Linked DNA regions of Homo sapiens: all the other regions are linked to region 3. Evidence: chromatin loops called from intact Hi-C (ENCODE). Cell type or tissue: mammary epithelial cell. All regions are shown on one strand. Region 1 overlaps ZCCHC17 (zinc finger CCHC-type containing 17). Region 2 overlaps SNRNP40 (small nuclear ribonucleoprotein U5 subunit 40). Region 3 overlaps NKAIN1 (sodium/potassium transporting ATPase interacting 1).

Region 1 (8,000 bases), 140 kb before region 3:
CTCAAGAGAAAAAAAAAAAAGAATATTATGATACAATCAACTAGATTTCAGTCTCCTAAATTACAATTTCATTCCAATCCCTTTTCCCTGGAATTACACCCAGATTATCTTGTTTGCATCTTGAGTGCTCCCATCTCTTCAGTCTGTTTTATAGGCAATTACCTGGTTTATTTCTATCTATGGCTGAAACTATACTCTGTATGGGAGGGATTCATGACTAGATTCATTCTCAGAAAGCAGTCTGAATTCTTGGGAGAGACTTCATTGTTAACATGGACACACCACCAAAAGTCAGATGACGTGTATGCAGTAGAGGACACCATATAAAATATTTGAGGCCCCTTCCCTTTGTGCTGAGTACCTCACTATATATACTACATCCATCCATTCATTTAATCCTCTTTGACAAAGGTTCATGGGAAAAAATCATCTAGAAATCATATAAATTATCCAGGATCACAAGGCTGATAAATAACAGAAGTGCAATTCAAATATGAGTTTATCAGGTCTCCTACATCATACCAATATTTTCCCCATTTTTATTATTAATCTATATTATCCTTACAATTAAAAAAAGGAGAAAGATGAACTTACCTACAAATAGAGGAAAGTACATCTAATTCTGTTCTAGCATATGCTCCAAAATCAAACAGAAACAAACAAACAAAAATGCTTTGCTTCCCACGCTACACCAAAGGGAGCTCTTCAGAGCAACCTGTGCATGGATTTCTGACATCAAGCCATAAATAAATGCCCAAGAGGCATATCAAGTCCATCATCAAGTTCAATAAACCCAACATGACACTTAAACAGAATTAGTCCCATCTGAGTGTCTGCTGGTAAAAACAGGAAAAAAACGAAACCTGACAACTTGGAAAGGGCTAGCTCCTCAATCACCACATGAGAGTAACAGAGTGAGCCCATTATAGTCCCCTTAAAACCGTTACCCCAACTGCGTTAGGTTCAACATTAATTTCTTCCACAACTTCCACTGGCAATAAAGGAAAGAAGTGAAAATCTCAAATCATTAGAGGACAGCTGCAGCCAAAAAAATGTCAAAACAAAAGGTCACTGTTACCCTTGGGTAATCTTAATTCCCTCTCCACAGTTTAAGTCAATTCATCTCCCAATCAATGGTATATGACAATAATATAAGCACATTCGTGAAAGTGTTTTAACACCCTTTATTCTTGTTGGGATTAAGGATTCACTAAAACATTTACTAAACGCTTAAACTATATTATAGGCAAAAATATATCCAAGCGTTAATGAAACATGGTCCTCCCAGTCAAAAAAACTCAAGACCCTAAAATATGCACATCATTCCCATTTCAGGGATAAGGAAATTAAGGCTCAAAGACTAGGAGACTTGCCAAGAAGCCAGTTAATGGTAGAACTGAGGCTATAATTCATTCATTCATTCAGTGAGATTTACTGAACACCCACCCACTATACCTCAAGTATTGTACTATGCCCTGACTCATCCAAACAGCCTAACCGTTCCACAATTCCATGGACTAAGTGCAACAACACTCATTTTTATTACACGCCACTCTAATTTGTTTACATCACTAGACTGTAAGCAATCTGAGGGCAGCAAGGGATTATGTTTCTCTTACCTCTGTGTTCCCACCAAAAAAGCTAATCAGAAAATAGAACTCAATAATTATTTGCTAAACTGAATCCACTGCTAAATATATTTGAGCTTCTATCATAAGCAAGAAACTCTGAAAGTATAATGTTGAAAAATCTGTTCTCAAAATTTCATAGTTTAGTGCTGGATGGCAGAAGACAGTAGGAAAAAAAAAAGAACTTTATAATTGTATAGGGTTGCACTGCCTAATAGATAGTCACTAGTCATGTAGCTGTTTTAAGTTTCAATTTCAATTAGTTGAAATAAATAAAATGAAAAAGTCATGTATCAGCACAGATGTAGTATAATACAAAAATACATTTGTTCATTTTCCTGTCAAAGAACTTCTAAAACTCCTGGGATTTATTAAGTGATAGGAGTGTATTCTGTTATTCATAGTAAGCCCCTTTTGATTATACCTGAGTTTATTTTAATGAGGTGACAGAGTGGGATCCCTAGATAGCCTCAGGATGGACTAGTCACCAGAAAGACCAAGCGATCAGAGGGCTGGAACTTTTTCTATTTTGAGACAGGATCTTGCCATATTGCCCAGGCTGGACTCAAACTCCTGGACGGCTCAACTGATCCCCCTGTCTCAGTCTCCCAAGTAGCTGGAACTACAGGTGCTCACCACCATGCTGGCTTAGAGGACTGGAATTTTCAATCCCACCCACCAATCTCCTACTTCTAGGAAGAAAGAGGAGGGTTGGGAGCTAGAGACTGAGCTCTATAAAAACTCCCATACATGAGATTTGTAGTTTCTGGGTTGGCAAACACATCCTAGTGCTGGGAGGGTGGCATACCAGAGAGCATGAAAGCTCCCCACCACACCTTACCCGATCCCACTCCACTCCAGCCATACCCTACCCCATGTATCTCTTCAATTATTTGGCTGTTCCTAAGTTGTATCCTTTATAATAAACTGGCAAAGAATAGTACTGAATCCTATACATACTATGTTTTTCCTATACATACACACCTAAGATAAAGTTTAATTTTTATTTATTTATTTATTTATTTTTGAGACAGGGTCTTGTTCTGTCACCCAGGCTGGAGTGCAGTGGCATGATCTCGGCTCACTGCAACCTCTGCCTCCCAGGCTCAAACAACCCCCTCAGCCCCCTCAAGTAGCTTGGACTACAGGCACACACCACCATGACCAGTAAATTTTTGTATTTCTGTGGAGATGGGGTTTCACCATGTTACCCAGGCTGGTCTCAAACTCCTGAGCTCAAGCGATCCACCTACCTCGCCTCCCAAAGTGCTGAAATTACATGTGTGAGCCACCATGCCTGGCTGTGAAGCTTAATTTATAAATTAAGCACAGAAATAGATTAACAATAATAACATAACAACATACTGTAAGAACAGTTATCACACACTGTTGCTGTAACTTTTGCAGTTAGAAATTCGACAGCAAAACTAGTATGAATTTTTCCTTCTTCACAATTTCACACACAGAAGATTCATTCTTAGGGTAGATCTTAGCAACCACAGGACAGGATTACGTTTTCTTTCCTTAATTTGTTTTTAACCTTTATTTTAGATTCCGGGGGTACATATGTTCAAGTTTGTTATCTGTGTACACTGCATGATGCTGAGGTTTGGGATATTAATCATCCCATTACAGTAGTACTCAGCATAGTACTCAAAGTTAAATTTTTCAACCATTCTCCCCCTTCCTCAGTCCCCCCTCTAGGGGTCCCTGTTTTTCCCTTATTAAGTTGAGAACTTTTACCTTTTGACTTAAAGGAAGCCCTTTATGGCTTCTCTCTGGCATATCAAAATTGCCAGCATTAGTATTACACTTTGGGGCCATTAAGTAAAATAAGGGTTACTTGGAACACAAGCACTGCAACAGCAGTCGATCTGATCACTGAGAAGGCTACTAAGGGACTAATGGGTGGGTAGCGTACACAGTGTGGATGGACAAAGGGATGATTCAAGTCCCAGATGGAATGTGGCAAGACAGCACAAGATTTCATCACACTGCAACTGCAACTTAAAGCTTATGAATTGTTTCTAGAATTTTCCCTTTAATATTTTCAAACCTCAGTTGACCTAGGGTAACTGAAACCGTGGAAAGTAAAGGCACAGATGAGTGGGGACTACTGTAAAGTGTTTTCCTGACTTCTGTAAGCCATTCTGGCAAAGTCTCAAACCTAAGTAGGTGGTCATGGAACCCCTGTTTACAGCTGATTGGTCAGAAGTACAAGTGGCCCAGGACTTGCAGCTGGCATCTGAAATGGGGGAAATTTTGTGGGACTGAGTCCCTTAAATTTGTGAGATCTAACACAAGCTCCAGATAAATAATGTCAGAATTGAACTGAGTCACTGGACACCCAGTTGGTGTCCAGAGAATTGGGGAGTTGGTTGGTGTCAGGAAACAAATCAGAGAACATAAGGAATATTTTCATCATCACAGAAAGTTATATTGGATAATACTATGAGAGGGGAAAGAAAATCTAGCTTAGGTTTGAATAGTAGGAAGGGGTCTTCAACTCAGTGTTGGCTGAAGTATTCTGAGAACATGACATCTGGGAAACCAGCTCAAATTAGAATCTACCTACCTGAGCCAAAGATGTTAAGACCTGATCAGACCAGAGTTATTTTCTAACTCAGTCCTTTCAGGCTGAGACTTAATAATCTTCCCTCTTTATGGGCAGAGAAACTAAGATACACTGTAAGGAAGTCAATTGCTCAAGTTATCCAATAAACCTATAGATCTCAGGATTAAAACTCACAGAGTTTCCACCTAATTATTTGGCTCCCTGAGCTCTCCCTCTGAGGCTTGCCTCAGCCCAGCTGTCAGACTGACAGATTCACTTGTAAGCTGTCAGCCACAATCAGAGGCATCACCTGACAGGGTATGGATAAAATGAGTTGAAGATTGACTGCTGGAAGGTCACAGGCCTTTAATCCCACACAGTCCCCAAAGTGTCACATATGCCCAAATTAGAATGGGACTTTCAGGCACTGGCAGCTATGGCAACTATACTAACAAGAAAACCTGTGCTCAGACAGAAAGAGATGAATGTCCTGTGGGGTGGGGAAGAGTTCGATGTCATTAAATTCCAGACAACATAAAATGAGAAACTTAATTACAGACTGCTGACTGCCAGCTTGAAAACTGCTGGTAAACCATTTCTTAAGCAAAGATGCAATTTGCAGAATAGTAGTCTACAAGGTTAGAGGCATGGATTTATTATCCAAAGATCACCTCTTGGATTTTTTTTTTAACAGAAAAAACTTAAAAAAAATTTCCAGAAGTCAAAGTCCCTCTTCCATGTACATCCCTTCCTTAGCAAAACCAACTCCCCAGAAGTGACCATTGTTAATCTGTTGAATATTCCTCCAGCCTTTCTTCTAAACATAGGCAGTAATTTAAACTATATAAAGAAAAAAGATATTAAAGGCATATGCACACTTGCTTTAAAAGGGGAAGAGAGATGCTATACAAAGTCTTCTGCAACATGTTTTTAAATTTTATTATCTTAGACTTCTTTCCATGTTAGTTTTTTCTTTTTTTTTTTTTTTAAGGGACAGGGTCTTACTCTTACCCAGGCTGGGGTGCGGTGGCACAATCATAGCTCACTGCAGCCTCTAACTTCTGGGCCCAAGTGATCCTTCTGCCACCACACCCAGCTAACTTTTTGTAAAGATGGTGTCACAAGATTCTTCAGGTGTCACTTTTCCAGCCAGAAGCTGCTGTGGCCAGCAGCACCTTTGCCCGAGTTTTGCTTGGACCTGCTGGGCTCGTTCTGCCCACTTGGCCTGGCAGGCTGCATTCAGCTTTGCTTGGGGCCACTAGGCCTGTTCCATCCACTTGGTCTAATGGGCTGCGCTTGGCTCATGCTGCCGTCCCAGATCCCACACCTGCCAAGGGCGAGCCAGGCTCGGAGTGGCGAGGGATGCATGAGTGAGTGAGCATGGGGTCCAGCCACTGTGCACAGCCAGGCACACTGGCTGCTGTGGCTGGGCAGGCAGCTCCAGGTGCTGGCACAGGCACCAGCTCCATGTGAGGCTGTGGATGGACCAGGCATACCACAAGCGGCTTCCACTGTGGACTCTGGGGAACATGGTGGTGCCCAGAAGCTTGGAGAGGCCAGGAACCATAAAGCCCCAAAGAGGTGTCACAGCTCTGGCTCAGGGAGCCCTTGGATCTGTTACAGCTCTTTCAGTCCCGCCATTCAACGGGTCCCAAGTTCTTGTCTTGCATCCAGGAAGAATGAGGTAAGCAGACAACTGGAGGGTAAGCAAGGCAAAGAGTTGCTTTATTGAGTGATGGTACAGCTCTCAGGAGACCCAAAGTAGGTAGCTCCTTTCCACAGGCAGGTCAACCTGTTGAGTGCAGCTCTTAGCAGAGAGGAGACCCAGAATGGGCAGCTCTTATCTGCAGGCAGGTCATCCCAACATCTGCAGCCCTTGACGGAGAGGAGACCCAGTGTGGGTAACCCATTTCCACAGGCAAGTCCTCCCAGTGTCTGCCCAAGTCTGGCTGAGTCCAGGATTTTTACAGTCTTCAGAAGTGTGTGCTGACTGGTCCATGGGCAGGCCCAGGAAAAGCACCTTAAGTTCTCACTCTGGGCCACAGACTCCACCTGGAACTGACAGCCTGGCCCCTATGCTTTAGGCCATCCCTGGCTTGAAGGTGCGGCTTCACCGAGACCTGCCCCTTTCCACCCAGGAGCCTGTCTGCCTCTTGTCACCATCAATCATGTTGTCCATGACGCCCAGTTGTTCTGTGCCCAGGGGCACCTGCAGGCCCATGCTGAGCCACCCTCAGCACCCCTTTGGCCTCCCTCCTGTGCTCACTGGCACCCAAAGTCCAGAGGGGGCCAAGATGGTAGGAAGCTGGCATGGCAGCACCACCCCAAGGTGTGCAAACCCAGCCAGGTTGCAATAGTGCCCAGGCTCAGCTTCGACTTTGCTCCAAAATCAGAGCAGGAGCCGGGAGCTTGGAGAGTCCAGGCAGTGGGAGCAGGCACTTCTGAGACTATGGGGGAAAGGGGTCTTCCCGGACCTCCAAGAGTGCAGGGATGCCTGGGTCTGCAGCCAGGGCTGGGTGGCGGCAGCTGCACCCATGAGGGTGGGCTCCCACCCCACTAACTCATAAGGGGGCAGGGCTCCTGCCAGCTCCATAGAACATGCAGCCCTGGCCGCACAGCCCCCACTATGGCTGGCATCTTTGCAGCAGCCACTCTAGACAGGCCTCCATCGCCATCAGTGGGGTCTTGCTATGTTGCCCAGCCTGGCCCCGAACTCTTGGCCTCAAGTGATCTTACTACTTCAGCCTCCCAAGTAGCTGGAATTACAGGTGCATGCCACCACTCCTGGCTCATGTCAGTAAACTGACATTTATTGTGTTTCATTGATTCTAAGATGCACTTTCTTTTCCTCTCACTTTAATCTCTCTGAAATTGGAGTGCTTCTCATAATCAATGATGTTTTACAACTGTTATCAGTCAGGTAGCAGTGTGATGGAATTGTATGAAAACCTTCCATGGCATCTTTCTGGTAAGATGAGGCATAATTATGTCTTAGAAATACAGTCATTCTTTCAATCATCTGCATAGTCTACAAAACAGATGCACATAATTTATGTAATTCTCTACTTACACTAAATTCTTCAAAGAATTTCTGGATTAAAGGGTAATAAGCACATAAAAGATGTTAATAGGCATTGCCAAAGTCTGTGAAATTATGCTCCTGATAGAGAGTAAAAGTATCCATTTCTAACACTGGGTATTAACAGCAATCTTTTAAAATATTTATTAATCTCAAAGATTTTAGGAGTGTTTTAAATCATTTTTTAAAAATATTTGATAACTTTGCTGCCCTATGTGAAAAAAAATTTTTGAGATAATTGTACATTCATCTGCACTCAAAAGAAATAATACAGAGGTCTAGGCCGGGCTCGGTGGCTCACGCCTGGAATCCCAGCACTTTGGGAGGCCGAGGCAGGCAGATCATGAGGTCAGGAGATCGAGACCATCCTGGCTAACACGGTGAAACCCTGACTCTACTAAAAATACAAAAAATTAGCCAGGCATGGTGGCGGGTGCCTGTAGTCCCAGCTACTTGGGAGGCTGAGACAGGAGAATGGCGTGAACCCAGGAGGTGGAGCTTGCAGTAAGCCGAGATTGTGCCACTGCACTCCAGCCTGGGCAACAGAGCAAGACTCCGTCTCAAAAAAAAAAAAGAAAGAAAGAATACAGAGGTTTTATGTACACTTTATCCAGTTTTCTCCAATGGTGACATTTTGGAAAACTATAGTACACTAACACAACCAGGATGCTGGCATTGATACTGTGGTATAAGAAATACATATTCGATCTTTGTCCCTAGTTCCTGGCAGAGTTCCTAA
Region 2 (8,000 bases), 91 kb before region 3:
TCAGGTTTTCCAAAATTGAACTTCCCATCCCTTTTCCATCATATAAATACTTGGAGAATGAAGAATCAGAACATGGAAACTTAGATCAACTTTAATAGCTGTGCACAATATTTCCCAGAATGGAGTTGGGAGCTCACTGGCGTCAGAATCACTAGAAGACTTCTTGTACACATGAAAATAGATTAATGTCATCAAGCTATGATAACTTTTATACTTTTCAAGACATGTAAATTTACATACAGTGAAATAAACATTTTTGGTGTACAGTTATAAGAATTTTAATGTTTGCATAGATTCACTACCACCAACAGAGTACCAAATTTGATTGATGCCCTCGTCTCCACTGTGAGGATAGACTAACCTAACAATAATACTCTTGTGCTAGTAAAGTCTACTTACTGTCAATAGTATGGCTTACTTTGGGCTCTTTATCTGGACTGTTCCTGGGCCTTCTAAAGACAATAGTGCTATACAGCACAAATTCTCACAGCTTAAATAAAAGAAGCTAGCCTCAAAAGGTTTTATATATATGTATAGGATTCCTTATATTCTCAAAAAAAATCATAGGGCAAAGAAGAGATCAATAATCAGCAAATGTTAGGGATGAAGAGGTTTGACACAAAGGAGAAAAATTAGGAAATTTTTGGGGTGATGAAAATTGTTCAGTACTCTGTTGGTGATAGTAAACTAAAAAGTGTTTGCTGGGCGTGTTGGCTCACGCCTGTAATCCAAACACTTTGAGAGGCCAAGGCAGGCGGATCACTTAAGGTCAGGAGTTCTAGACCAGCCTGGCCAACATGGCAAAACCCCGTCTCTACTAAAAATACAAAAATTAACCAGGCATGGTGGCATGCGCCTGTAATCCCAGCTACTCAAGAGGCTGAGGCACAAGACTGGCTTGAACCAGGGTGGTGGGGGTTGTGGTGAGCCAAGATCGTGCCACTGCACTCCAGCCTAGACGACAGAGAGAGACCCTGTCTCAAAGCATTAAAAAAAAGCTAAAAAGCGTTTAATCCGTCCACAAACATTCAAATTTTTCTGCCAATGCTTCATTTTCGGGGAATTTTTTTAATTAGAAGTGCACCCAGCACTGAGACAGTCTCCTTGTTTGTGTACTGTATATATTGTATTCTCTTTTCTAAACAAAAAATCAGTATAGACTTTTCCTAATTTGTCTGCTTATTTACCTTAAATGTTTTATGCAGATATAAAATTTGCATTCAAATATATGTTTAACAAATCAACTTTATTGGGAATAACATTATTAACAATTAATTACAATTAAAATAGATTTAGTAATAAAAGTGATACTTTGTATATTAAAGTGCAGAAAATGTAAAAGAATTATAAAAATAGATAAGTCACTGTAGTTTCATCATCCAAATTCAGTCACTCTTACTATTTCACAGTGTACTTCCTTCAAGTCTTTTCTGTACTACAATGTTTTGTATGTAAACATTATAATATTCATTCTTTAGATGATGCTTTTTTTCTTTTTTCAAGAGAGAGTCTCGCTCTGCCGAGGCTGGAGTGCAGTGGTGCAATCATGGCTCACTGCTGCCATGACCTTCTGGGCTCAAGCAATTCTCTCACCTCAGCCTCCCAAGTAGCTGGGACTATAGGTACATGCCACTATGCCCAGCTAAATTTTTTTTTTTTGAGACGGAGTTTCACTCTTGTTGCCCAGGCTGGAGCGCAATGGCACAATCTCAGCTCACTGCAACCTCCACCTCCCGGACTCAAGTGATTCTCCTGCCTCAGCCTCCCGAGTAGCTGGGATTACAGGCAGCCGCCACCACGTCCCACTAATATTTTGTATTTTTAGTAGAGACATGGTTTCACCATGTTGACCAGACTGTTCTAGAACTCCTGACCTCAGGTGATCCGCCCACCTCAGCCTCCCAAAGTGCTGGGATTACAGGAGTGAGCCACCACGCCTGGCCAGTTTGGTTCGTTTTCGTTTTTGTTTTTTTAGAAATGGGTTCTCAACACATTGCCCAGGCTGGTCTCGAACTCCTGGCCTCAAGCAGTCCTCCCTCCTTGGCCTCCCAAAGTGTTGGGATTACAGGCATGAGCCACTGTGCCCAGCCATGATCTCTTTTCACTTATTATCACATAGCTGCTCCTTTGTCAGGAATCCCCCACCCCCACCTTTGATGCATTGCTGTGACTTGCCTCTTATCTTCAGATCACAGCATAGATATCTCTTCTGGAAAGTATATCCTTAACTAAGCCCACCTCTAGTTGCTCTCTATCAAATCATTCTTATTTTCTTAGAATTGTAGTTAGAATCATTTTCCTTTCCATTTTTTTGCTTTATTTTGAGGTCTCACTCGTGTTGCCCAGGCTGCAATGTGGTGGTGGAATCATAGCTCACTGTAACCTTGAATTCCTGTGCTTAAGCGAAGTTGGGATCATTTTGCAATTTGCCAATTAATTGCTAGCTTTGTGATCTTAAAAAAGTTGTTTTAACCTCATCTCCATTTCTTGTGTCTAAATGGGAATTGTCAGCTCACCTCATATAATTGTTACATTAATTAAATGAAGTAAGGATATAATATTCCTAGCACCGTGGCAGGGACATAGTGTGTTCAATATATGTCAGCTGCCATTATCATCATCATTTTTTTATTATTACAGTATTAAATAATTTAGTGACAACCATGTCATTGGACATTTAGGCTGTTTCATGTGAATCATTATCACAGATTATGCTGCTATGGACATATTTGTGCATGAAACTTTTTCTGTATTTGTTTTCTTAGAATAGATTTCCAGATGAAAATTAATGTGTTTTAATAAGTATAAGGATGTTTCATATTTGGGATACAGGCTGCCATATTGTTTTCTGGCAGGAGCAGTTAATACAATGTTTGAAACCAGGTTGCTAGAATTATTTCTTTATTTTTGCTCTTGTATAACAGAGATGGACTGGAGAGAGTTGTATATGTGTTAGAATTTACTTAGAAGGTAGTCTTTTCCCTATTAAAAATACCCTGCTGATGGCCAGGCACTGTGGCTCATGCCTGTTATCCTAGTACTTTGGGAGGCCAAGGCGGGCAGATCACTTGAGGCCGGGAGTTCCAGACCAGCCTGGCCAACGTGGCAAAACCCCGTCTCTACTAAAAATACAAAAATTAGCTGCGCGTGGTGGCACACACCTGTAGTCCCAGCTACTTGGGAGCCTGAGGCACGAGAATCGCTTGAACCCGGGAGGTGGAGGTTGCAGCTAGCCAAGATTGCACCACTGCACTCCAGATGACAGAGTGAGACTCTGTCCTGATTAGAAAAAAAAATACCCTGTTGTTACATGCAGAGGGGAGAGTAATTGCTCTCTCGAACTCAGGAAGACTCTTAGTTGTCCTAAAAGACCTCATAAATTTCTTTAAACATGCAAAGGAGAGGCTCCTTTTCAATCAGAAAGACTCAGGAAATGTCAAACCTGAAAAGAACCGTAGACATCACCTCCATCCCTCACTTTATAGGTGACTGAAGTGAGGCCCTAAGAGGTTAAGTGATCTGGCCAAGATCAAATAGTCATCACTCAGTCAGTGGTAGAGACGGGACCAGAGCTCTATCTCTAGAGGGCTAATAGTCTTGCCACTCTGTCTTGTTACCTCTAGTCAATTAACAAGCACCTTTTAAGCACCTAGAGGCTTACCAGTCTTGAGCCCTTGTGTGACAAATCACCATACTGCCTCACTATATTAGGAGATGCTCCTCAGAGAGCCTGGTTTTTATTTGTTTCTCAGTCTATCTTAGGTAGCACTGCCTGTTCTAAGAAAGAGAAACAAATAAGGAGTGGGAACCCTTTTTAAAATCTGAGTTAAACAAATTCTGTGTATATTTGTGAGCAGATAATGCTGTTCCCACCAATCTCTTGGAACTTCCTACCTGGTAATAGGATTGGGGAGTCAGAGGAAAATGAAGAAAGAAGAAAATGTGTCACTTGAGAGCCTGATGGTCTGGCTGGCAATCTGGCGTTTCTTGTAATCCTGAACTCTAGTTAGGATGGGAGTTCAGTTTGGTTTTTTTTTTTTTTTTTTTTAATGTAATGGTTAAAAGGATAGATTAGGCCAGGTGTAGTGGCTCATGTTTGTAATCCCTGCACTTTAGGAGGTCTCATCCCTTCAGTTATTAAATATATAGGCCAGGCCAGGCGCGGTGACTCAAGCCTGTAATCCCAGCACTTCGGGAGGCTGAGGTGGGCGGATCACAAGGTCAAGAGATCGAGACCATCCTGGCCATGGCCAACATGGTGAAACCCCATCTCTGCTGAAAATACAAAAATTAGCTGGGTGTGGTGGTGCGCGCCTGTAGTCCCAGCTACTCTGGAGGCTGAGGGAGGAGAATCACTTGAACCCGGGAGGCAGAGGTTGCAGTGAGCCGAGATTGCACCACTGCACTCCAGCCTGGCAACAGAGGGAGACTCGGTCTCAATCAATCAGTTAATCAATGGGTCAGAAGGATCTTTCCAGAATATACAACTGAATGTCTCATTTTTCTATTTTGAACCCTTCTTTGACCCCCCAGTGAAGGAAATAAAGTGCAAGCCAGGCATTCAAAACCTTTCATGAGCTGGCCTCTGCCTGTCTACCTCATCATCTGCTGCCTCTGGGTGCCTAATCTCCTACAATCCAGCAGTGTTTTTCATGCCCCTCTACTTCCATAAATTATCTTGTCCTAGTAAATACCCTTCCACTTTGTCTAAGTTAAAAAAAAAACAAAAACAAAAAAAAACTTCCTTCTTCCAGACCCTGCTCAGGTGCTTCATTTTCTGTGAAAGCTTCCCTTTCTCACTCTCATCTCTGTTCCACCAGAGCTAAACCCTCTGACCCGTATGCAACTGTACCTTGCATAGGCCTGTCATTACTTGTTTAAACGTCTTAAGTTTTCCTTGTTATACTGAACACTCCTTGTGAGCAGGGCCATGTCTTTTTTTAATCTCCAGCAGTACCTGCCACTAATCAGATGCCCAGATTTTTCATTGAACAGCTGAGTAGGATACTTGCAAAATGTTTTGCTTAAATTCCTGCTGTAGATTTTTTTTTTTGAGACAGAGTTTTATTCTTGTTGCCCAGGCTGGAATGCAGTTGTGTGATCTCGGCTCACTGCAGCCTCCGCCTCCCGGGTTCAAGTGATTCTTCTGCCTCAGCCTCCCGAGTAGCTGGGATTACAGGTGTGCACCACCATGCCCGGCTAATTTTTTGTATTTTTAGTAGAGACGGGGTTTCACCATGGCCAGGCTGGTCTTGAACTCCTGACCTCAGGTGATCCAACCACCTTGGCCTCCCAAAGTGCTGGAATTACAGGAGTGAGCCACCCCTGCTGTAGATTTTTTTTGTGGCAAATCCTGGATACTTTTTTGGCCCTGCACAAACAAGGTGTACAGGCCTCAAGGGGGAAGTTTGGAAATAACACACAAGTTCTGTGAGGGGTTGGCAAAATGCATTCTCTCCTAGTTGTTACAAAGCTAGATTTCAACAGTGCCTTCTCAGAAGAGAAGGAACAACAGCTTGAACAAAATGTCAGATACTTCAGGCTTTCCTGATTACTGAAGCAGCAAACATCTTGATATAAAAAAATGATCGTATAGAAAATGTGTTGGGCTCCACACATGAGTGAGTTACTGATGGAGAAAGTGGAGTTGTCTGCCCTATGTATTGCTCTGCTGTGTAACACCTAACTCATTTCTAGATAAGGAAAAGTGTCTTGATTTAAGGAACAGCAAAAGTTTTATTCACTTAGAAAAAAACTACATTGCAATATGAAATAAAATTGGGGGAAAATTTGTATTTTATGTAATACCAGTGACCTTAACAAAATTACTGTTCTTTTTGCCATGTGACTTTCCAGACTATTTCTGTTAGCTTGAAAATATTTATTTTACATAGCTGTAGTCTGTGTAAAGATAAATACTGTTTTGTATTTTCCTTTTTTGCTTAATAGCTTATTATGTAAATATTTTTACATTTGGTCTTCTGAGTTATTTTTAGGAACTGCTTAACAATAGCTACACATTATTGAGGACCTGTCTTGTGCCCGGCATATGCTAAGCATTCTTATAATCCTTACAACAGCCGTAAGAAGTAGCTATTGTTATCCCTAATCTTACAGACCAGGAAACAGGCCCAGAAAGAATTAGTGACCCAATGACACATAACTCTAAGTGGCAAGGAACAGTTTATTCTTACCCTAAGTCACCACTCTTTCTACTCTGTCATGCTATCTCCTGTATGAGAATTCAGTTTTGCAATGTGCTTATGAACCATAATTTAATAAACCACCTATTTTTCCTGCTTGACGTTTAGGTTATTTTCTGTATCTTACGTTTCCTATACAAGCAATAGTGAACCTGTAATTTATTTTTATTTTAATAAATGTGCTTTTCCATAGTGTATGTGCATGTACATATCCATACATGTACATATATATACATTTATTGTCACATATTGTTACATTAAAAGAAAAATTTTAAGCATCTGTATTTTTCATATTGTTACACAAACATGTAATCATAATGCCTTTTTTAAATGACATGTTCGTTTTATGTATTTATAATAATTTTTAATGGCTAAGAATCATAGCCATTTTTAGTTTTTTTCTATAATAGTTTTTCTTTGCTATGATTTGAAAATAACCTTTCTGAATTCTATTTTTTTGTGTGTAAAACTTTATCTTAACATTTGATATGCATTCGTTTATATTTATCTAGTCAAACGTGGTAGCCTGAGCTACCTTTTTAGAAAGACAGAGATTGGCCAGGCATAGTGGCTCATGCGTGTTAATCCAAATACTGAGAGGATGAGGTGGGAGGATTGCTTGAGCTCGGGAGTTCAAGACTAGCCTGGGCAACATGGTGAAACCTGTCTCTTCAGAAAAATTAGCTGGGTATAGTAGCATGCTCCTGTAGTCCCAGCTACTGGGGAGGCTTAGATGGGAGAATCACCTGAGCCCGGGAAGTCAAGGCTACAGCGAGCCATGATAGTGCCACTGCACTGGGCAACAGAGTGAGACGCTGTCTCAAAAAAAAAATGAAAATTAAAAAAAGGTGTTTTTCTCTTTGACAGAAATCCTGTGTTTTATAGTAGAGTAATATCAGTGTCTCTGGGCAATTGACTCTTGTCTCTTGTGTCATTCTCTTTCTCTGCTTTTATTAATTTGATTTCTGGGGGCACCTTTCTGTTTTTGCAGGTCTGGGACCTGCGCCAGAACAAGCTAACCTACACCATGAGAGGCCATGCAGATTCAGTGACTGGCCTGAGTTTAAGTTCTGAAGGCTCTTATCTTTTGTCCAATGCAATGGACAATACAGGTAACTTTGGAAAGGAAATCTCTCCCAGGATCCAAGGAAAAAGTCAAAGATTGCTCACAGATTCCATCAGACGATTAGAATGTGTTGTAATGGGGAAAGCTTTAGGTGAGATAGTCAAGAATCTAGGACTGTAGTCTCAGATCTCTGTCTTGTCCCTGAACAACTTTGCACACAGCATTTCTTCTCTCTAGGCATCAGTTTCTACATTGATAAGAAGATTGGACTTTACCTTTAAGACCCATCTCAGCTCTGGTATGCTGTGTATCCAACAGGATATTAGAAACTCTAGGTGATGAGTTTAATGAAAAAGATGTGAATCTAGAAGTCTATTCAAGGCAGTTCTTGTGCGTTTTCAGAGAGCACCAAGCTTGGATGATCTCTTCTGCTCTTTCCTGCCAGTCTGTCTTCCCTCCCCACTCTGAAAGCATTGGTGTGGGAAGAGGTCTTCATTAAAACATTCTGGATTTACACGAACACACTCTTGCTCTTTCTCTTTACTTGTTTTTGAGTTGTAGGGTGGGAGGATGGGTTACTACAGAAAAAAAGTAAGGTGACTTGCTGGATTATATGCTTAATGTTGAGGGAGTTTGGAAATGGCCCTGGTATACAAAATTATAGGCTTGTCAGGAACTAAAATGTATTCCCTGACATTTTGTAACAAAAACAATACCTGACATTCATTGGG
Region 3 (8,000 bases):
TGAAGCTCAGAAAGGTTGCGAGTCTTCCTAAGGTCACACAGCTAATGAAAGCAAGGCAGGATTAGAACATCAGATCAACAGTGAAGGCTCCTGCTGCGGCACCACACGGCCTCAGGAAGGGGTGGGCGCAAGGACACAGGAGGGATGGGCTTCATCTTATTTAGTTTCTCAAGAAGCTTCAGGAAGGCTTGGCATTTGTCTCTCTTGCCCGATGTACATCAAGGATGTGTTCTGGAGCAGCTAGTGTGGCTTTGAGGTCAGTGCCTCCCTGCACTCCAGCCCCAGGAGTCTGGGTCTCTCTCCTCCTCCCCGACAGCCTCTTCCCAAGTCCTGGTCCCTGATAGTCTCTGTCAAACTCCTGCTTTCAGCTAGATTCACCCATATTCCCTGCTGTTCCTCAGTGACCTCTTCACATGGCTCTCTTGAGGGAAAAGGCTTTTCACTAGATTTACTACATACATGCTTGACACCTACAATCACAATGACATGCAATGTCATGCTGCCTCCAGAGCCCACACACACTCATTCTAGGACTTCTCTCCCCACCTCCACAGGCTCAGTTCCCAGAAGCCAGGTGAACAGGACCCTAACAAGGCTCTCTCTCATCTGACATAAGAGAACACTTCTCTCCAGTTCTCAGGAAAGCCCCAGACACCACTGTCAACAACACTATCTGCCAGGTGACAGCCACTAGAATTGCAGGCACAGGACTTGGGTAGAAGCATCCAGGTCTCAAATCGACCCTAACCTCCTCTCCAGCTCACTACCGTGGGTGGAATGCTGTTCTCCCCAGAGGTGGCCACATTCGGGATGTGGGAAAACTGAGGGGCCCAGGGGCCTCAGTGCTGACCTAGCATTGCTGCTCCAGCATTGCTGCTCCCAGTCCCTCCCATCCCAGCCCTCTCCTTCCAGACAGATGGAAAGATTGCTGGAGCGGGGCACATTGACCTGTGTCATTCAAGTACAATTTATAGAGCAAGGAAGGGAGGGAGGAAAGTGATGGAGTGAGGGCATCCAGGGCCCAGGCTGGACTCCCGTTCTATGCTTGGGGTCTCAGTTTGGTCTGCTCACCCCAGCCTTTCTCCAGGCCCCATCCATGATCCTGCCTCCACCTGCCCTGGTTCCCTTATACCCAGACTCCAGCCACAGCCATGTGAGAAGATGTCACACACATACTCAGGCACAAGGCTGCAGGATAACCTCCTGTCTCTTTTGGTCTAAAGTTCCCAGCATCCACTGCCCTCCAGCCTGGGTGACAGACCAAAATCTTGTCTTAAAAAAAAAAAAAAAAAAAAAAACACAAAAGAATTAAGACTTTTTTTTTTTTTTTGAGACGGAGTTTCGCTCTTGTTGCCCAGGCTGGAGTCCAGTGGCATGATCTCAGCTTACCACAACCTCCACCTCCCAGGTTCAAGTGATTCTCCTTCCTCAGCCTTCCGAGTAGCTGGGATTACAGGCATGTGCCATCATGCCTGGCTAATTTTGTATTTTTAATAGAGACAGGGTTTCTCCATGTTGGTCAGGCTGGTCTCAAACTCCCGACCTCAGGTGATCTGCCCACCTTGGCCTCCCAAAGTGCTGGGATTACAAGCGTGAGCCACTGCGCCTGGCCTCTTTTTTTTTTTTTTTTAAATATGGGTTTTCTCCATATTGCCCAGGCTGGTCTTGAACTCCTGAGCTCAAATGATCTGCCCACCTCAGCCTCCCAAAGTGCTAGGACTACAGGTATGAGCCACTGCACCTGGCCCATTTCCTATAGTCTTAATGGGTTCATCCAGCTATTCTGTGCTAGGCATTGGCATTGCAGTGGTGAGCCAGGCAGTCAGAGTCCTCGCCCTCTAGTGGCTTACCACCTGGAACATGTTTCTGAAAGTGTCATCTGAGTCACAATCTCCTAGGGATTGCTTAAGCAATCCCTTTTAAACATCCCTAGAAATTCAGAATCAGTAGGTCTAGAGGTAGGACCCAAGAATCTGCATTTTTGACAAACATCCTTGAATGATTCCAGTATTCTAGAGACAGCTGGTCTAGAGGATGTTGTTAGCACAGTGGATGGGATTAGCTATCAGAGAACTTGATTTGAGTGGCAGCCCTACCTCCTCCTAGCTGTGTGATCTTAGAAACCTTAAACTTCCTTTCAGTTTTAAGTTAGTTCTCTCTAAAAGAGGGCAGTGCTGACCTTGCAGGGCTGTTGTAAGGCCTGATGGGTGTGTAAATGATTTGTAAGCTACACTGTGCTCTCTGAGTGAGGTATTCTCATAATTTCCCCTGCCCAGATCTCCTCATCCCTGAGCTCTGTCTCCATTGACACTCCCCATCCCCCACTCCCCAGGCCCCACCCTGATCCCACCTCTGCTTTCCCCAGTATGCAGCCTGGCTGGTGCTCTGGGTTGGCTGGAATGCATTTATCATCTGCTTCTACTTGGAGGTTGGACAGCTGTCCCAGGTAAGCCTCAGACCTGGCAGTGCCATAGGGCAGAGCCTGACCATTCCCATCCCCTGCCCTAAGGGTACTGTGGTATAGGACCAGAGCATCATGTCTCGAAGAAGTCTCTCTCTCCTTACATGCCCAAATAATCTGTGTGCCCCATTTCCTACTTACACAATTTATTTCTGGCTTCCTCAAACACAATGATGGAGCAGATAAGGCTGAAGAGCAGTCCATGTGAAGATGAGCCAGGGGTCCCAGTTGATCACAAGCTCAGTAAAAACCAACAGTATGTGGGAGCCCAGAAAGCTACTCTTAGGCCCCGCTAATAGAGGTAGAGTATTCAGAGCAAGGGAGGTGAAAATGCCATGCGCTTTGTAGTGCTTAGACCACAAAGATTTGGGTTAATTCTGATCAATATTTTTCAGAAGGGAAAGAGACTAGTTAGAGTTTGTTCAGGGAAGATTGAGCAGACCAAGAAAGTAGGACTGTTTCGCTTGAATAAGAGCAAGCCCAGAGAGACACAACTTCTATTTTTAGATATAAAAGAGGCAAAATATGTGAATTTAAGAGCATTGGCTTTGTAGTTTGACCCTGCTAGATTCAAATCCCAGCTCTAAAACCTTCTAGCTGTATTACCCTGGGCAAGTGGCTGATCCTCTCTGAGCCCCAGTTTCCTCATCTAGTAAGTGGACATAAGAGCAACTGCAACTTCATGTGGTTGCTGAGGGGATAAAATAAGGTCACACATCTGAGTGCTTGGCCCCTGGTCGGCAGGCAGTGAGTATTTATCTGTTGAATGAGTGACTGCATGGATGGGCACATGGGTACACACCCTGGGTAAGAACTTCTGATCTAGGCCAGCCCCTTCTCCATTTAACAAATGTGGAGACCAAGGCCCCAAAGGAGAGGTTCGCCCAGGGTCGCACACAGGGGGAGCAGTGGAGATACTGAATGGGCTGTTAAGGGGCTGGTACTGAGGATTTCACCTGTGGCTGGGAAATTGTTAATGTTCCTTCCAGCTCTGAAAATTCTGAGGCCCCTGTGAGTCCACACAAACCCCTTCCCATCTCAGTGACAAAAGAGTGAGGCCTGTGTGGTCATTAAGTGCCACCTGTTGGTCAAATATGGACTTGCAGGTGCAGGCTCCCTGAATCCCTTCACCGATCAATATAGTCTTCCTGGGCTGGGGGAGTAGCTCCCCCCTCCCTCTCCCTCACACTCAGTATCCCAGGCCCCTTTGCCCCCAGGACCGGGACTTCATCATGACCTTCAACACATCCCTGCACCGCTCCTGGTGGATGGAGAATGGGCCAGGCTGCCTGGTGACACCTGTTCTGAACTCCCGCCTGGCTCTGGAGGACCACCATGTCATCTCTGTCACTGGCTGCCTGCTTGACTACCCCTACATTGAAGCCCTCAGCAGCGCCCTGCAGATCTTCCTGGCAGTAAGTCCTTCTGTCCCCCACCCTACACACACTTCCCGATCCCTTTCTTTAGCTCTGGTTGAGGGGATGGGTTGGGCGCAGTGGCTCACGCCTGCAATCCCAGCACTTTGGGAGGCCATGGCTGGTGGATCACCTGAGGTCAGGAGTTCAAGACCAGACTGACCAACATGGAGAAACCCCGTCTCTACTAAAAATACAAAATTAGCCAGGCATAGTGGCACATGCCTGTAATCCCAGCTACTCAGGAGGCTGAGGGAGGAGAATTGCTTGAACCCAGGAGGTGGAGGTTGCGGTGAGCCAAGATTGCACCATTGTACTCTAGCCTGGGCAACAAGAGCGAAACTCCATAAAAAAAAAAAAAAAAAAAAAAAAAAAAAAAAGAGGGAATGAACCTAGGTCTTCCGCCTGTCTGTCCTTTTGTCTGGATCTGTTTCCATATCCTGTACCGTCTTCCCTCACCGCTGCCCCAGCCCCTGTGCAGAGTGAACAGGTTTAGTGAGTAGGATGAGGCATCAGACTATGAATCAATCCTGGGTTTAAGTGCTCAATACACCCACTATGTGACTTTGGACAAGTCACCTGCCTTCTCGGAGCTTGTTTCCTTATTCACAAAAAAGAATGACAATACCAGCCTCAGAGTTGTGAGAATAAGAAAGTGACCCCAGTGGGCGTGATGCCTCATGCCTGTGGACCCAGCTACTTGAGAGGTTGAGGCAGGAGGATCACTTGAGCCCAGGAGGTTGAAGCTGAAGTGAGCCATGATTGCAGCACTGCACTACAGCCTGGGTGACAGAGTGAGACCCTGTCTGAAAGAAAGAAGGAAAGGAAGGGAAGGGAAGGGAAGAAAAAAAAAAGAAAGAAAGAAACTCCAAGATAGGAGTAGTTCCTGTTTCTAGAAGGGCCAGCCCTGTCCTAGGCACTTTGTACCCACAAAGTCACATAATCCTCTTTCTTCTTAACAAGCCATAAGGTATTGCCCAAGTCCAAGTGGGAAAACTGAGGCTCAAAGAGGTAAAATGATTACTTGTCTCAAGTTACACTTTCAGAAGAGTTAGACCATGTATGTTTGACTTTAAGGTGAAAACATTTAATTGGAAGTTGTTACGGTTTGCCTTCATCCTGGCATGCCTCCTCCCTTGCCAGTCAGAGCGTACAGGGCCCGGCAGGGGGCGGAGGAAGAGGTTCCCACTCCTCCTTCCTCCCTGACGTGTCATCTCCACTCCCAGCTGTTCGGCTTCGTGTTCGCCTGCTACGTGAGCAAAGTGTTCCTGGAGGAGGAGGACAGCTGTGAGTAAGGCGCCCCTGGGGAAGTGGGGAATCTGGCCCTGCGCCTTCAGCACCCTGGACAGAGGCCTGTGACTGGCCCCGGCGGGAGGGAGCCCAGGGTCGGCCACGGGCCCCTTTCGAGGGGAAGAGGCGGCTGGTATGGAAGGCTCTGCATACCAGCCCGTTCCAGGCTGGGGTCCAGACGTCCAGGTGCCCAGTCCCTGGCCCCAGCACCCCCTTTCCCCAATCTCGCCCCACCCCATCAGAGGTCTTGTCCCGTTTAGAGGCTCTAGCCCCGCCCCTGAGAGCCTTCTCTCCCATAGGACTGCCCGGCCTCCCAGGCCCAAGCCTTAAGGACTGGGGCCTGACCCTCAGCTGGCCCGGCCTCGCCGCCTCCAGACCCCCAGAGGCCCATCCCTCAGGGTCCAGCCGAAGCCCCGCCCCAGGCCCTGCACGGGGTCTGACCCTCGCCCCTCCCCTCCTCATGGCTTCTCTGGCTCCGCTTCCTAGGGTGGGAGTCCTGCCCTCAGATTCTTCCCCTTCAGGACCCAGTCTCCCTCTCCTCGCCCCCGCCGCCGATCCCTAACATGCGCCGCCCCTCTTCCGCAGTTGACTTCATCGGCGGCTTTGACTCCTACGGATACCAGGCGCCCCAGAAGACGTCGCATTTACAGCTGCAGCCTCTGTACACGTGGGTCACGGCCCCCTGCTGGCTTGGGGAGGCCTGGGCGTCGGGGTTGCGAAAAGGAGGGGATGGAGGAGTGGGCAGGGCAACCGGGTCTCTCCGCCCCCATACTTTTGGGATCCACTCTCCCTAACCTGCCTTTGTTTCCCGCAGGTCGGGGTAGCCTCTGCCCCGCGCCCACCCCGGCGCCTCGCCCTGGGCTGACCGCAGCTGCCGCGAGCTCGGGCCAAGGCGCAGGCGTGTCCCCCTGGTGGCCCGCGCGCTCACTGCAGCCTGTGCCCAACCCCGCGTCTGCATCTGGAGATGCGGACTTGGACGTGGACTTGGACTTGGACTTGGATTTGAGCTTGGCTCTTCGCAGCCCGGACTTCGGAGGAGTGGGGCGGGGCGGGGGAGGGGCACCACGGGTTTTTTGTTTTTTGTTTGTTTGTTTTTAATCTCAGCCTTGGCGTGAGCTGGGGCCTTCCTCTCTTCTCCAGCCTCTCCCTTTCACTCTTCACCCAGCATCCTGCCCCCCTGTCCAAAAACAGCAGGACATCAGACCCATCCCATCCCACCACACTCACTCACCAGCTCTGGGGAAAGCTACTGTGAACTAGGAGCAGGATTCCTGGGTTCTAATCGCAGGTCCATCACTGACTGTGACGTCTAGCAAAGCCCTTGCCCTCTCTGAGCCTCGGTTTCCGCACCTCAAGTAATTAATCCCTTAGCAAATGGACTCTTTTAGACTTCTCATTTAACTCAATTCCCTGAGCTAGACTGGGATTAAAATTCTCATTTTGCAGTACATTAAAACTGAGGCCCAGAGATGTGATTTGCTTGAGGCCACACAGCTAGATTTTTGGTGGAAGTGGGCCTTGAACACAGTGTACTTTCTGCAGTTTCTGACTGTAAAACCCAGTGTCTGCTCTCTGAGTTCCATTTCCAAGCCCCCCTCCATCTTGGACCTATGTGGTCTCCACCATATTCACACACCACCACCACCACTTGCCAATGCCTCTCTTAAAGCAATATACCCATTCGTTCTCTTATTGGGAACTGGATGGATGAAGCCCCAAATTCAGCCCCACCCACAGAGAAGCCTTCCTACACTCAGCCTCTGTCCACCCTTGGCAAATCTTTCAAGCTCTCTCCTCCAGGAAAGTGGGGCCCCAACTCAGTCACTCCACCCCCTTCCAGGTCCCTGAGGCTGGTTCTACTGTATCCCCATCACCTCCACAACTCCACTCACCCCTGACGGCTCCATCCACCTCACCAGTTGGAAGGCTTGTGGTTTCAGAGAGGAGCAATGCTGGTCAGCGCTGCCCAGACTCCAGTGTTTACAGATCACCAGCATTTACAACCAATCCAATGGCCAGAAGCCTCCTCTAACAAGCCCAGAAGGAGTTCTGAAGGGGCAGATGGGGGTGTGAGTAGTCGGGGAGTCGGGATTGCCAGCACCCTCACCCTTCCTTGGGGGCAAGTAGAGGTGAGAACACTTTCCCCACCTCCCTCCACAGACACTCCTGAGGACGCTGCATCCCACGCACTGCCTGGTGCGTCCATAGAGAGAGGATCAGGTCTCAGCATTTCATCTGTGAAAGAGGCATGGCCCTGGGTTAGAAAGGAGGGCAGGAGACATGGAGGAACTGGGGGGCACCCAGATGGTGCAGATGGTTTGCACACCTGAGCCTGTCTGTGGTGACCATTCCGCTCCTCTCCCACTACCCTCCAATCTATCATTCCCTACTCTCTAAGGCCAAAATATCCTGAGCAAGGCTGGCAACCCCACCCCACCATCCCAAATGCAAGCAGCCAGGCCCAGGAGTTCCTCTGGCCCCCACAGGCATGGAGCTCCCAGCTGGTGGGTACAGCTTGAGAGGGGGGCAGCTCCCTCAGGCTAAGCTACTGCCCTTCACTGGGCCAGCCCTGCCTCCAGCCCTCACCTCTCTCACCCCAACTCTCCCCCAAGCCCCTTTCTACTCAACGGGTGTAGCCACTGGTGCTTTGAAGCCTTTTGTTTTTATAAGATGGTTTTTGCAAGGGGACCAGGTTCTCTTTTCACTGGGACCTTGCAAGGAGGGGAGTGCTCTCCTGGTTTCTGTGCAGGCGGGTTGATTAAAGATGGTGTTTTCTTCTCTATCTTCCTGTCCTGCCCATTGGGTCTATAGAACTTTCTAAGTGAGAAGTCCCT

What was found. Peaks named below come from ENCODE experiments on the same cell type or tissue, not always from the same donor. Only the 100,000 strongest peaks of a DNase experiment are listed, where the experiment ranks them.
Region 1: it touches region 3 in a loop (6-fold over the local background); 63 of 110 quality-filtered maps call a loop at or near these places.
Region 2: it touches region 3 in a loop (5-fold over the local background); 4 of 110 quality-filtered maps call a loop at or near these places.

What each region holds. Positions count from the first base shown.
Region 1 is chr1:31,323,163-31,331,162 of GRCh38, reverse strand. The region is part of intron 3 of ZCCHC17 (zinc finger CCHC-type containing 17); the gene reads right to left. Among named protein-coding and RNA genes, the nearest start is that of ZCCHC17, 30 kb to the right of the region's middle. In mammary epithelial cell, no CTCF peak of the experiment used is centred here; a DNase peak (open chromatin) is centred at 3,582; H3K27ac peaks cover 1,119 bases.
Region 2 is chr1:31,270,694-31,278,693 of GRCh38, reverse strand. It overlaps SNRNP40 (small nuclear ribonucleoprotein U5 subunit 40), which reads left to right. Exons shown (of 10, transcript NM_004814.3): 6 at 7,195-7,315. Among named protein-coding and RNA genes, the nearest start is that of SNRNP40, 22 kb to the left of the region's middle. In mammary epithelial cell, no CTCF peak of the experiment used is centred here; a DNase peak (open chromatin) is centred at 4,873.
Region 3 is chr1:31,179,693-31,187,692 of GRCh38, reverse strand. It overlaps NKAIN1 (sodium/potassium transporting ATPase interacting 1), which reads left to right. Exons shown (of 7, transcript NM_024522.3): 3 at 2,366-2,446; 4 at 3,679-3,876; 5 at 5,103-5,163; 6 at 5,752-5,833; 7 at 5,981-7,948. The coding sequence ends at 5,990. Among named protein-coding and RNA genes, the nearest start is that of NKAIN1, 56 kb to the left of the region's middle. RefSeq lists an enhancer at 3,417-3,711 and a silencer at 5,830-6,079. In mammary epithelial cell, CTCF peaks have their summits at 1,846 (motif pointing left), 3,540 (motif pointing left), 5,033 (motif pointing right) and 6,075 (motif pointing left); DNase peaks (open chromatin) are centred at 1,832 and 5,122; H3K4me3 peaks cover 802 bases.